Linked DNA regions of Homo sapiens: region 1 is linked to region 2. Evidence: chromatin contacts called from ENCODE Hi-C or POLR2A ChIA-PET data. All regions are on one chromosome and are shown on one strand. Each heading gives the region's core, a stretch centred on a gene start or an enhancer-like site at or near the end of the contact. The rest is flanking DNA. Distances are from core to core; before and after follow the strand shown.

Evidence for each region. Hi-C counts contacts between places; a loop is a spot of excess contacts on that map. ChIA-PET counts read pairs that join two places held with the same protein, here RNA polymerase II (POLR2A). Pooled maps may share reads with other maps.
Region 1: POLR2A ChIA-PET joins it to region 2 with 11 read pairs in HEK293. The contact joins the enhancer-like site here to the promoter of ACCS in region 2. A Hi-C loop is called at or near these places in 2 of 168 maps with a recorded cell type or tissue (Calu3 and GM23248) and 1 of 50 pooled maps. POLR2A ChIA-PET finds 5 or more read pairs at or near these places in 4 of 52 experiments (H1, HEK293, OCI-LY7 and 1 more).

What each region holds. Positions count from the first base shown.
Region 1 is chr11:44,002,739-44,008,590 of GRCh38, reverse strand. It overlaps a transcript of ACCSL not described here. Among named protein-coding and RNA genes, the nearest start is that of ACCSL, 42 kb to the left of the region's middle. RefSeq lists enhancers at 827-1,326, 2,855-3,716. Within about 2 kb of position 1,595, at least 7 of the 41 ENCODE cell types and tissues checked have a DNase peak (open chromatin) inside an H3K27ac peak, as active enhancers do.
Region 2 is chr11:44,063,403-44,069,193 of GRCh38, reverse strand. It overlaps ACCS (1-aminocyclopropane-1-carboxylate synthase homolog (inactive)), which reads right to left and starts at 2,924. Exons shown (of 15, transcript NM_032592.4): 1 at 2,493-2,924; 2 at 1,279-1,566. The coding sequence starts at 1,566. RefSeq lists enhancers at 2,755-2,944, 2,965-3,054, 3,155-3,284.

The sequences.
Region 1 (5,852 bases), core at 346-2,845, 59 kb after region 2:
AGCCGGTCCCAAGCCATCTTCTTAACCACTATGCTTACTGTCTCTATCAATCCCCTTTTACAGATTAGGAAAATGAGATTTGGATGAGTCCTGTTCACAACGACAGAAGAAGGACAGCCCCTGTGGGGCAGACCAGGTCTCCTGACATTGCTTTTTGCCCTGAGAGCCCTGGGAGGTCCCGGAGAGATAAACTACCCAGTGAGCAGAGACTCCTGCAGTCCAGGCACCAGCCCCGGACCACGCTGCCCACAGCTGATATGTCACCTCTCTTAGCTTTCTGCAATTTGGTCGCATCCCAGGGAAAAACTGTCACATTTTTGCAGTGGTCAGGGCCTCCCCAGCCCCTGCATCACCACCACCACCAAAAGCCATCTCTGAGCATCTGCTTGTGGCCTGGGGCAAGAGGCAGCCTTAGAAGGTGAATCATCCTGGGGAATGAAAATTACTTCTGAGATGCCCTCTGGGCACTGAAGTATTGGCATGTCCAGGTTGATGGGGACAATGACACAGAAGCCTGGATATTGAACTGGAGAATCAGCTGCCACATCCCCACACCAGGCTAGACCAGTGTGCACACTGGAAGAGATGGACCCTGTCTAAAGCAAGAACCCTCTTCCTGCACTCCAGTGCCTGAGCCACCTTGAGGGAGAGCTGCACCCTGTGTGCTGTTTTAGGAGTCGAGACGGGTCTCACTGCACCATCCAAACCACCCCCAACACTGTCTTATAACCAAAGGGATAAAAGTGAGCATGTACAGAGCACCTACTGTGTGCCAGCCCTGAGCTTGGTCATTTCATCCTTCCGTTGTCTCATGTAATCTACACCACAAACCAGCAAGGGCATACATAATCATCCTTATTTTCCAGAGGAGGAGCCTCCCTGAGGCGCTCTGGGGCTCAGAGAAGTTGAGTGCCCAGCCCAAGGTCACACATATAGAGCCTGAGAGGCAGAGGAAAGGTTCAAGTGCTGCCTTTCCTGCTATACTTAGGTGCCTTTGCTTGGACTGACCCAAGGCCTTGTCTCTATGAGACAACAGGGATGTGGTTTGAGGAGCGAGCATCATCCTGGGACAGAGAAGAGGGCTTAGGTGGTTCATCACTGCACAGTGGCCTAGAGGTCTGTTTCTATGGGGGCTCTTGGAGTCCCCCAGCTTTTGCACAGATGCTTCCCAGAAGCAATGGCTTCGGATTCCACATCCAAGTGGGGCCTCTGAACAATCTCGGGCCTTGGGGCTTCTTTCTCGCCCAGGCTCTGGAATGTCTGGCTGGGAAGGGGGCCCGAAGCTGGGGGGCACTTCTGTCTCAAACTGATTTCAAATAAAATTCAGTCCCCAGAGAGTCATCCATCTGAGACAGAAGGAGCCTGTGACATTCCCGGGGCCTCCCTGGGCAGATCTGGCAAAAACCAGAGCAGGCCTGAGGCAGTCTGCCCTGCAGCTCCCTGGCCCTAGGGCCTGCCAGGTGGTACAGACTCTGGCCTTGTATGGGCAAAATTGTCCCGCCAAGCCTAACTTTGGAGTCAGCTTTATCTCTATTTTTGGCCCCCGGGGGTAGTGTTGGTCTCTCCTCTGAGCTCTCATTGGCTCAAACGTCAGCTAGGCCTACGAGGATTCTTGACGCTCGTCTAGGGTCAAGGGCCAGTGGGGAGAGGTTAGCTTGAATGTCCAACCGCGGGGAGGAGAACATCGCTAAAAATAATAACAACAATATCAACAACTAGCTATTACTTCCTGCCAGGCATCATGCTGAAAGCTTTCCACAGATTGTCCCTTTAAGATCTTAAAGAGGTCTGGGTGTGGTAGCTAATGCCTGTATTCCCAGCACTTTGAGAGGCCAAGGCAGGCAGATCACTTGAGGTCAGGAGTTCGAGACCAGCCGGGCCAACATGATGAAACCCCATCTCTACAAAAATACAAAAATTAGCCAGATGTGATGGTGCGTGTCTCTAATCCCAGCTACTCAGGAGGCTGAGGCAGGAGAATCATTTGAACCCAGGAGATGGAGGCTGCAGTAAGCCGAGATTGCACCACTGCACTCCAGCCTGGGTAACAGAGCGAGACTCTGCCTCAAAAAAAAAAAAAAAAAAAAAAAATCTCAAAGAGGTGAGTAGCATCATTATTCCCCCTTAAGCATCTTCCAGAAGTTGGGTACCTTACCCAAAGTCACGCAGTCAGCAAGGAGCTGCAAAGCCATGCACACTGGCTCTCAGCCACTCAAATGAGCTGCATCCAGCTAGCACCCAGAGCTGGAAGGGGCCTCAGTCTACATCCAAGCCAGCTCCTCCATCCCACAAGGAAGCCTGAACCACCTGGGTCCCACTTTGGTGGCAGGTCCAGGCCCAGATCACCCAGACTCCAAGGCCAGAGCTTTGCCCTCCCACCTAGCACCCTGCCCCTAAGGGTCTAGCCAGGCCCTGGCTGCCAGAGGAGGGTCCACACAGTCACCCCTCCTGGGACTGGCCCAGTTCTTTCAGACTGGTCCAGTTCTGGGATCCAGGAGAAGTAGTCTCTACAGAGTAAGGCTGGAACCCTGGAGGTCGCTGGGGTGGCATGGTGGTGGGAGTCTTGAGCCTAGGCCACAGAAAAGATGGGGTGGGGAACACACCCTGCAAACTTGGGCCCTCCCCTGCACTTTGGCCTTTGGGCAGATTCCTTGCATTGCGGATCTTTGGAGTTTACACCTGGGTCCAAATCCAGCTTCTGCCACTTAGCAGCTATTTGACCCTGGAGACAAAATCCTACATGCCTGTAAGCCTTGGTTTCTTCATCTGTAAAGTGGGGATAACAGGTCCGCCATCTCCTCTAGTTGTTGAGAGAGTTAGATGTAGTGTGATAGTGTAATTACCTGCACAGCTTTACCTGGGGGTAGAGGGCGGGGGAGGAGGTTCTGGGAACATGAAACTTTCAGTAGTAAAATCTGGGCACGTCCGGGGAAGCCAGAATGAGTTGGTGTTCCTGTGAGACCTAATATGCAAAGCACGGAGCACAGTGCCTGGCAGAAAACACACCCAATGCCCCAAACCCGCTGTGCATTCAAAATTCACAGCCCACTCCTCAGCTGCACTCCCTCCCTCAGCGCTGCCTCACTGTGAGAGATTTGCCACCCAGAGCCCCTGAGTCGAGGAGCAAAACAAAGCTAGTGCTGCCCTCAGTGCTCCCCTCCCCATAGTGGAACCCCTTTGTCCTCAGAACCCTCCCCTCCCCCACCCAGGCAGGCTGTGTGCCAGCAGCAATTACAGAATCTCATATTCACAGAAGCCTGCACGTGCAGCCCACGATCAGCAGTAATTAGGCAGCTAAAGGAGTTTGAAAGCCCATCAGCCAATCCGGGGAGGGGGTGCTGAATGGGACAATCAGCCTCACCAGGCAGGGGGCTGGGGGCAGGGAAAGAGTGGGACTCTTGTCGAGGGGTGGAGGGACAGCCATTGAAACAGTTCCCCTCACCCCTCTACAGCTGTCGTGTACAATGGCAGGGTGGGGGTGAGCTTGCCGGGACTCGAAAAGCACAGGGCAGACTGGCACGGGGGAGAAGGGGTGGGTGGGCCGGGCTGGGTGTTCTGAAGACAAGGCCAACCTCACCACCACCAGTGGGCCTCCGAAAAACATATCTCCTACAAGTGTCCCAATGGCCTTGGTTAGGAGTGTATCCAGGCAGGTATCCTCTCCCTGCTAGGAAGTTGCATCCCCTCGATGGGAAAGAACTCCTAGAGCAGTGCTTCTCCAACTGTAAAGTGCTAGCAAATCACCAGGTTCTTGCTAAAATGTACATTCTGGTCCCGTGGGACCAGGAAGGGGCCTAGAATTCTGCATTTCCAACCAGCTCCCAGATGCTGTCAATGCTGCTGGTCTTGGACTGCATTTTGAGGAGCAAAGTTCAGTGCATCTCTGAGGATAGGGCGGGCAGATGGAAGGGAAAGACCCTGGAGTCATTTACCCACTACTTGACCTTGGGCAAGCCCCCTCGATTCCTAGGGCCTCATTTTCCCGATAGCCATCCTGCCTGCGGCTGGGGCTGGGCTGAGAATGAAAGGAGAAAACAGCTAGGTACATGCCCTTGAGAGTCGCAGACAGGCTTTTATGGGGAGGGGACCAGAGCTCAGCTCAGCTCAGCTCAGCTTGGCCTTGGAAGCCCTGGGTGCGGGTAGGGAGCAACTGGAGCTCAAATTTTGGAACAGGCTGGTGAGACTCCTTTTCTCACCTCTTGCTCTTGGGGGTCCCTGGGTAGTTTCTTGGTCCCCCAGGGCGGTATGCGGGGGTGAGCAAACACCAAGAACTTGGCCCAGAAAACCCGCTCTGTGTCCTTCCCCAGACTCAAGCTCGTGACTGCCCTTCTGATCTGGGCTCTCTCTACTCCAAGCCTCTGTGCACGTGGTTCTAGATGCCCGGGACACATCCCCCCCCTTCACCTCACTCACTCCTGGGAGCCCCCTGGCCTCAGTTTCCCCCTTCCACATGCAGACTCAGCCCCTCCCCTGACTTCAGGACCAACGGAACAAGAGGCTGCAGGTTGCTAGGCAGTCAGGGTCCCAGATACCTCATTCTGGGCATCTGGGTACCCCTTACCCCAGGATAGGGGTCTGGCTCTGCTCTGCCTGCTCTAGCCACAACCCCAGGAATGCTCACCTCCAAGGCCTGGGGGAACAGCTCCCTGCTACTGGCTGCTGCCAGAGGGTGAGGGCCTGGTGAGGTTCCTCCAAGTGAGGTACCCCCTATCCCTGGGTAACAGGGGCCCCTGGCAGAGCCCAGACCCACAGCCCCCGGGCAGCAGTCAGGTCAGGCTCCTGCACTGCCTCTCCAGGCTGGAAACTGCAGAGTGTGCGAAAAGTCAGAGGGGAATGGGCAGTTACTGTCCAGTGGGGATAGAATTTCGGTTGTATAGGATGAAAAGAGTTTTGGAGATGAATAATGGCAACAGTTGCCCAATGTAATTAATGCATTTTTTTTTTTTTTGAGACAAAGTCTCACTCTGTTGCCCAGACTGGAGTGTAGTGGCGCGATCTCAGCTCACTGCAACCTCCACCTCCTGGGTTCAAGCGATTCACCTGCCTCAGCCTCCCGATTACAGGCATGCACCACCACACCCAGCTAATTTTTGTACTTTTTGTAGAGCTGGAGCTTCACCATGTTGGCCAGGCTGGTCTTGAACTCCTGGCCTCAAGCGACCCACCCACCTCAGCCTCCCAAAGTGCTGGGATTACAGGTGTGAGCCACCATGCCAGGCCTATGAATGCATTTAATGCCACTAAACTGTACATTTAAAAATAGTTAAGATAGTAAACTTTATGTTATGTGCATTTGGCCACAATAAAAAACAATTCAGAGAGAAGAATCTGGCAGTGGCTGCAAACACCATGTCCTCTCTGAGGTGACTTCCGTGACCTGCTTTGGCTTATACTTGGAACATTGTGTTATCATTTTTAACATAATTTTTCTCCTCATTCTTTTTAAAAACCAGCTTCTCCTAATGCAATTACTTTTCTGCAAAATATAATAACATTTTACATTTGTAAATGTTCATTATGAAATATTTCAGATGAACCAAATGGTCTTTACTCATGTCCCCTCACCACGCTTAAGCAATGAAACATCACGAATGCAGCTGCAGCCTCCTTGTGACCCTGCATGATGGTGTCTTCTCCCTCCCTACTCCCAGAAAGTCACCCTCACCATGCCGCATCCAGACCCCTCCAGCCCTGGACAAGGCCATGCAGCCATTCCCGTCAACAGAGCAGCTCCCCTACCCGGTGCCTTGCCAGGGGCTTTTGCTTATTGTCTCATTTAACCTCCACAACAAAAAATCACTCCTAGCTAGGGTAACTATCCCCATTTTACCGGTAAGGATTCTGAGGCTCAG
Region 2 (5,791 bases), core at 1,675-4,174:
GCATCCACCAGGATTCCTGAACTCCAAAAATTGTGAATTGTTGTTTTAACTTGCTAGATTTGAGGTCATTTGTTATGCAACAATAGATAACTAACACAATCCCTCACTTTTTCCAGGTTTCTGCTCAAATGTTCATCTTATTAAAATAGCCTTCTGTGACCTCCTTCTACTAAATAGCAACATCCCCAGCCCACCCATCTTTCTCTGTCTTCTTTAACCTGGTTTATTTTTCTCTATAGTACTCACCACCATATAGTATACATATATTTTCTCTGTTCATTCACTGTTTGTCTCCCTAACTAGAATATGAGCTCTATGAGGATAAGAACTTTGTTTCTGTTCACATCTACATGGTAGATGCTCAACAAATAAAGATTATTAAAGGGTTATTTGTAACAGCTTTCTGACTTCTGAAGGCATTATGAGAATAGCTTATATTTGGGACAGAAAATAATAATAGCAGCTATCATTTATTGAGTAGCACTGTGCTAAAAACTTCATATACTTGCTCTCATTTAATCTTGACTCTTCTACACAACAGGTATTATTATCCCATTTTATTTTATTTTTGTTTGTTTGTTGTTATTTTGAGATAGGGTCTCACACCGTTGCCCAGGCTAGAATGCAGTGGCATGATCTTGGCTCACTATAGTCTCAACCTTCCAGGTTCAAGCAATCCTTCCACCTCAGCCTCCCCAGTAGCTGGGACCACAAGTGCACGCCACCACACCCTGTTAATTTTTTTATTTTTACCTTTTTGTAGTGATGGGGTCTTGCTATGCTGCCCAGGCTGGTCTCAAACTCCTGGCCTCAAGTGTTCCCTCTGCCTCAGCCTCCCAAAGTGCTGGGATTACAGGCATGAACCACCATGCTTGGCCTTATTATCTCATTTTAGAGATAACTTAAGATTCAAGGAAGTTAAGTAACTAGCTCAGCAACACACAACCTATAAGTAAAACAGTTGCAACCTGAACCTTAGTTCTGCCCTAGCTCTAAAGTTGGATAGTCGACAGGTCGTGGGTCAGAATCCATAGAACATCATATGGTTCTTGAATTCCTCCCTCAGAAATCAAGGTCCCCTATATTCTAAATGGACCATTTCCTGATCCAGGCAGTACACTGGGGCCTCTCTAAGCTACATCAGAAGCCCTCTTGGAGGTCAGAGTACCATAACTCCAACCTCATAAGAGCAGGCTGGATGCTGCCTTATTGGTCAAGGTAGGGTACCCCACCCTGCAGTTCTCTCTTGGGTCCCAGTGGGAGGGGAGCTTCACTCACACTGGGGTTCTTGTCCTCATCATACTCATCCATGTGGTAGGTCCTGTAGCCCTCCTCAGCTGAATCCCAGAACCATTTAATCATTCTTCCTCTAGAGGACAGGTAGGAGGTATCAGAGGAGATCATGGCAGGATCACCCACTCCACGGAGCTCTGGCAGCTTCTGGTCCAGTTTTCTGGAGCATTCTCCTTCCAGATCTTCCCCATGGCTACTGCCCAGGTCCTGCATGCAGGTGGGGCCCAGACAGGTGGTGGGAGCCCTGAAGTCCTTTTGAGGAAGGGTGAACATCTGCAAAAAGACAAAACGCACAGGCCTGCTCAAGGGATTTCCATAGCACCAAGCATCAGAAAGGAGTTGGAGTCATGGGAGTCCCCTTTCTCTTATCTGCCCCTTCCTTTAGGTTTATGCACTCATCACTTCCTGTGTCCCTTAGCTGTAACCATATGTGCAACGACTTCAACAAGAAAAATCTGTTAAGGACCTAGTACGTGCCAGGGACTGCACTTGCCACATTGACGTGACTTTAATGTATTGCTGCTTTAGCGTGTTCTACTTCTGCAAAAGTTTTTCACTCTCCAGCCTAAGGGGTCATCAACATTCTTTTTCCACCCTTGCTCACCTCAATTACCAAATGCCAGGTTAAAATTTCCTGAGTTAAAGCAGAGTATTGCCTGGGAGTCCTGGGGGTCTTGTGGTGTAAAGGGTAGGATGAGATTATGTGGTGTTCTGAGGCAGATGGCGGGTAGGAACTGAGGGAAGGGAGGAATGGGAACCTCCACAAGTGCAGGCAACCCAGGCAGAGCTCCAGGGCCTGCCTCTTCAGTCCTGAAGAAACGAGGTGTGGACACCAAGGAGAGGGTGGTCTACTCCTGCCCGCGGGTGTGAACTCCTTCACTTCTCTAAGCCAGTTTAGTTTCCTCATCTGCACAGTGGATATAACAGTAACCACCTCGGGGTGGCCGTGAAGACATAAATATATATGTTAGTGACAATAAAGTACTTAGAACAAATCCTGGCTGATGACCAAAGTTCAATAAAATATGAGTCATTATAGCGTAACTCCTTGCCAATTTTCCCAGTCCTGATGCACAACACAAGCTCTGGTAACACTGGGCGCACCATAAACTCAGCGGGTACCCGCAGTTAAATTTTCCTCCGCAAAGTCTTCTCAGGGGTACTCTTTAAATTGGCTGGGCTCTCCCAAGAGCGCTCACCTCCAGCTCTCCCGACAGCCCAGGTCCGAGGAAGGGCAGCACAGTGGGCGGAAGCCGGGGTGGGAGTAAAGCCTGGGGTAGGGGGGCGGCGGGGTTCGAGCCTCCAGGCGTCCAGCAGGACGGCGGCGAATCCACAGCCAGATACCCGCACTCGATGAGGCCTTGGAATCCCGCAAGTGGGGCGGCTACCGCGCACGAAGAACCGAAACGGCCTTCTACAGGGCGGAGGACGTCTCGCGAGAGACGGCTCCAGGTTTCCAGGCAGAGGAAGTGTGATCGGCGCCAAGGGATTCGAGATGGAAGGGCAGAGGCTTTTGCAAAGTGCACAGAGGGAGGCCTGAACGGCTTCCTCCTCTGCAAAGTAGTGGATCCCACCTACTTGGCGGAGCTGGAGGAGGCGGTGCTGGCACTCGGTGGGCGCCCATCACGTGTAGGTTTTCTCCGCCCGGAAACGCCCTGCGGCGACTTACGCGTGGGTGAGGACAGCGCCCCCCTGCGCTCAGCGCGCCCGGACTAGGAGACTGAGGGCGGTCCGCACCGGGTTGGGCTTCCAGGCCTGTTCAGGGCGCAGTTCGTCCCCTTGCCACTCAGGCGGGGGCGGTCTCGGCGGGGACTACGCTTTAAGGGTGGCACACGAGGTAGCACCGCGGGACCAGGAAAAGGGAAAGGGGCGTAATGCCGTTTCCCACCTCCACTCTGGGTGGCCTGCGCGTGCTGGGCCGCCGCCGGGCCGGGTCTGCCACCTCCTTCTGCCTCCTGGCCTTGGTTCTCCAGTTTTCAAAGGAGGTTAGAGCCACAGAAATTTCTTGCCAAAGTATGCTTGGCTGCGGCCCACACAAAGGGCTTTTTAGATTCGGGTGTGAGCATCCTTATGGCCTTTCATCGCAGTTTGTCATTTCTGCCCCTTTCATTTGTAGGGGATTTTCTGTAGCCCTCATAGGTTCTTAGTTGGGGGAGACTCCTGTTACAAAAGACAAATTAACAAGAGAAAAACAGACAGAAATTTACTGACATGTGTATTTCATTTATACATGAGAAATCTGGAGGGAATGAGTCGTTCTGGAAGAGGTGACTTTGAATTCCAGTTTTTATAGCATCTTCAACAAAGAACAGTAATTTTTTTAAGTTACAAGACAAAGAAATAGGGCTTTGAGTCTCTCCAGGAGGCAACTTGTGAGAAGGCAAAAAAAAAAAAAAAAAAAAAAGACAAAGGCCAGTTAGTCAAGCTTGTTAATGTAAATTCCTCTGGTACCATCTCCAGGCCATAGGGGTCTAAAGTTGTCTTTGTTCTCCTAGGTAGACAGAGGGACAGGATACCTTTTGTCTTTGTAAACCTGTGTCCTACTTTTAGGCAAATAGGGCCAGGGTAGAGAGCTTTCCTGAATGTGCTGCTGCTTGTCTTTAGCACAATCCTTCATGTTTTGGGGAGGCATGTCCTGGTCTCCCACACGTGCCTGCAATATTTGTTGAACTCTGGCTAGGTGTGGCGGCCCACGCCTGTAATGCCAACACTTTGAGAGGACAAGGTGGGAGCATCCCTTGAACCCAGGAGTTTGAAACCAGCCTGGGCAACATAGAGAGACCGTGTCTCTACCAAAAAAAGGTTTTTATGTTTTTTTGTTTTTTTGAGACGGAGTCTCGCTCTGTCATCCAGGCTGGAGTGCAGTGGCACAATCTCTGCTCACTGCAACCTCCGCCTCCCGGGTTCAAGCAATTCTTTTGTCTCAGCCTCCCCAGTAGCTGGGACTACAGGCACGCACCACCACGCCTGGCTAATTTTTGTATTTTTAGTAGAGATGGAGTTTCACCATATTGTCCCGACTGGTCTTGAACTCCTGACCTCGTGATCTGCCCGCCTCGGCCTCCCAAGTGCTGGGATGGCAGGCGTGAGCCACTGCACTCAGCCAAAATGTTTTTGTAAATTAGCCAGACTTGATGACATGTGCCTGTGGTTTCAGCTACTTGGGAGGCTGAGGTGGGAGGATCACTTGAGCCCAGAAGGTAGAGGCTGCAGTGAATTTGATCGTGCCACTGCACTCCCACCTGGGTGTTTGCGAGACTCTATCTAAAAAAAAAAAAAAAAAAAAAAAAAAATTACATACACACACACACACACACACACACACACACACACACATATAATTTCAAAAGTATTTTTCAAACTCTGCCCTAAGCTCTACATATTCTGGCAATGGGTACAGTGGGCACCCAGGTCCCAGGTAGAGCTGCAGTCTCTGAGGTGCCTTGAATGGGAAAGTCTTCTTTCCCCATGAAAGGAAATAAGCAGAATCTCTCAATACAGGTATGGCTGGGAAGACATGGCTGTCTTCTGGCCATTCCACTTCTTGTCTTCACTTTTGCCTTGCACTAGCTAACACTGTGACCTTGAGCAACTCTCATGACTTTTTTGGCCCTTACTGTTTTCTTCTGTAAGATAAGGAAGCGATTATTTTCCTCTATTTAAATCTTAATTCTATGTAATTCACATCTCAGTGAATGCCTGTTATGTGCCAGGTCTCTGTAAAATGCGAGGATACGGTGATGAGCAAGACAAACCAAAGCCTGCATGATTGATTGGGAAGGCCGACTTACAATGTGGGGACTATTTTAAAAAGACTATTTACTGGGTACCATGGAAACATGCAGCAGGGGGATTTAACCCCACGAAACAACAAACACAGGCACTTGTCCTAAGTGGAAGACATACACACACGTTACATTAAATGTGAATTGACTAAAGATCAATTAAAAGATCATCAGACTGGATAAAACAGCAAGAATCAAGCATATGGTGTGTGCAGGAGACACACTTTAAATACAAAAACAAATGGTCAAAGGTAAAAATGTGAAAAAAAACAAGCAAATAATAATCATGAAAAAAGCTGATGTGTTCATATTGGTATCTGATAGTAGGCTTCAAGACAAAAATAATTAACAAAAATAAAATGGGGCATTTTAGAATAAAATGATTAATTTATCAGGGTGACAATCTTAAAAGTTTATGCTCGTAATAACAAAGCTTCAAAATACATGAAGCAGAAACTGACAGAACGAAAAAGAGAAAAGACAAGTTCATAATAATTGGAAAATTTTATACCACTCTCTCGGTGATAGAACAAATGGATCAAAAGACACTAAGGATCAGAACTTTTGGACATTATACAAAAATTTAATCTAATTGACATTTATAGAACACCATCCCCAATACCACAGAATATACTTCTTTTCAAGTGCAAATGAAACATTAAGATAGACCACATGTTGTAAACAAATCTGGCCATAAACTGTCTTAATAAGTT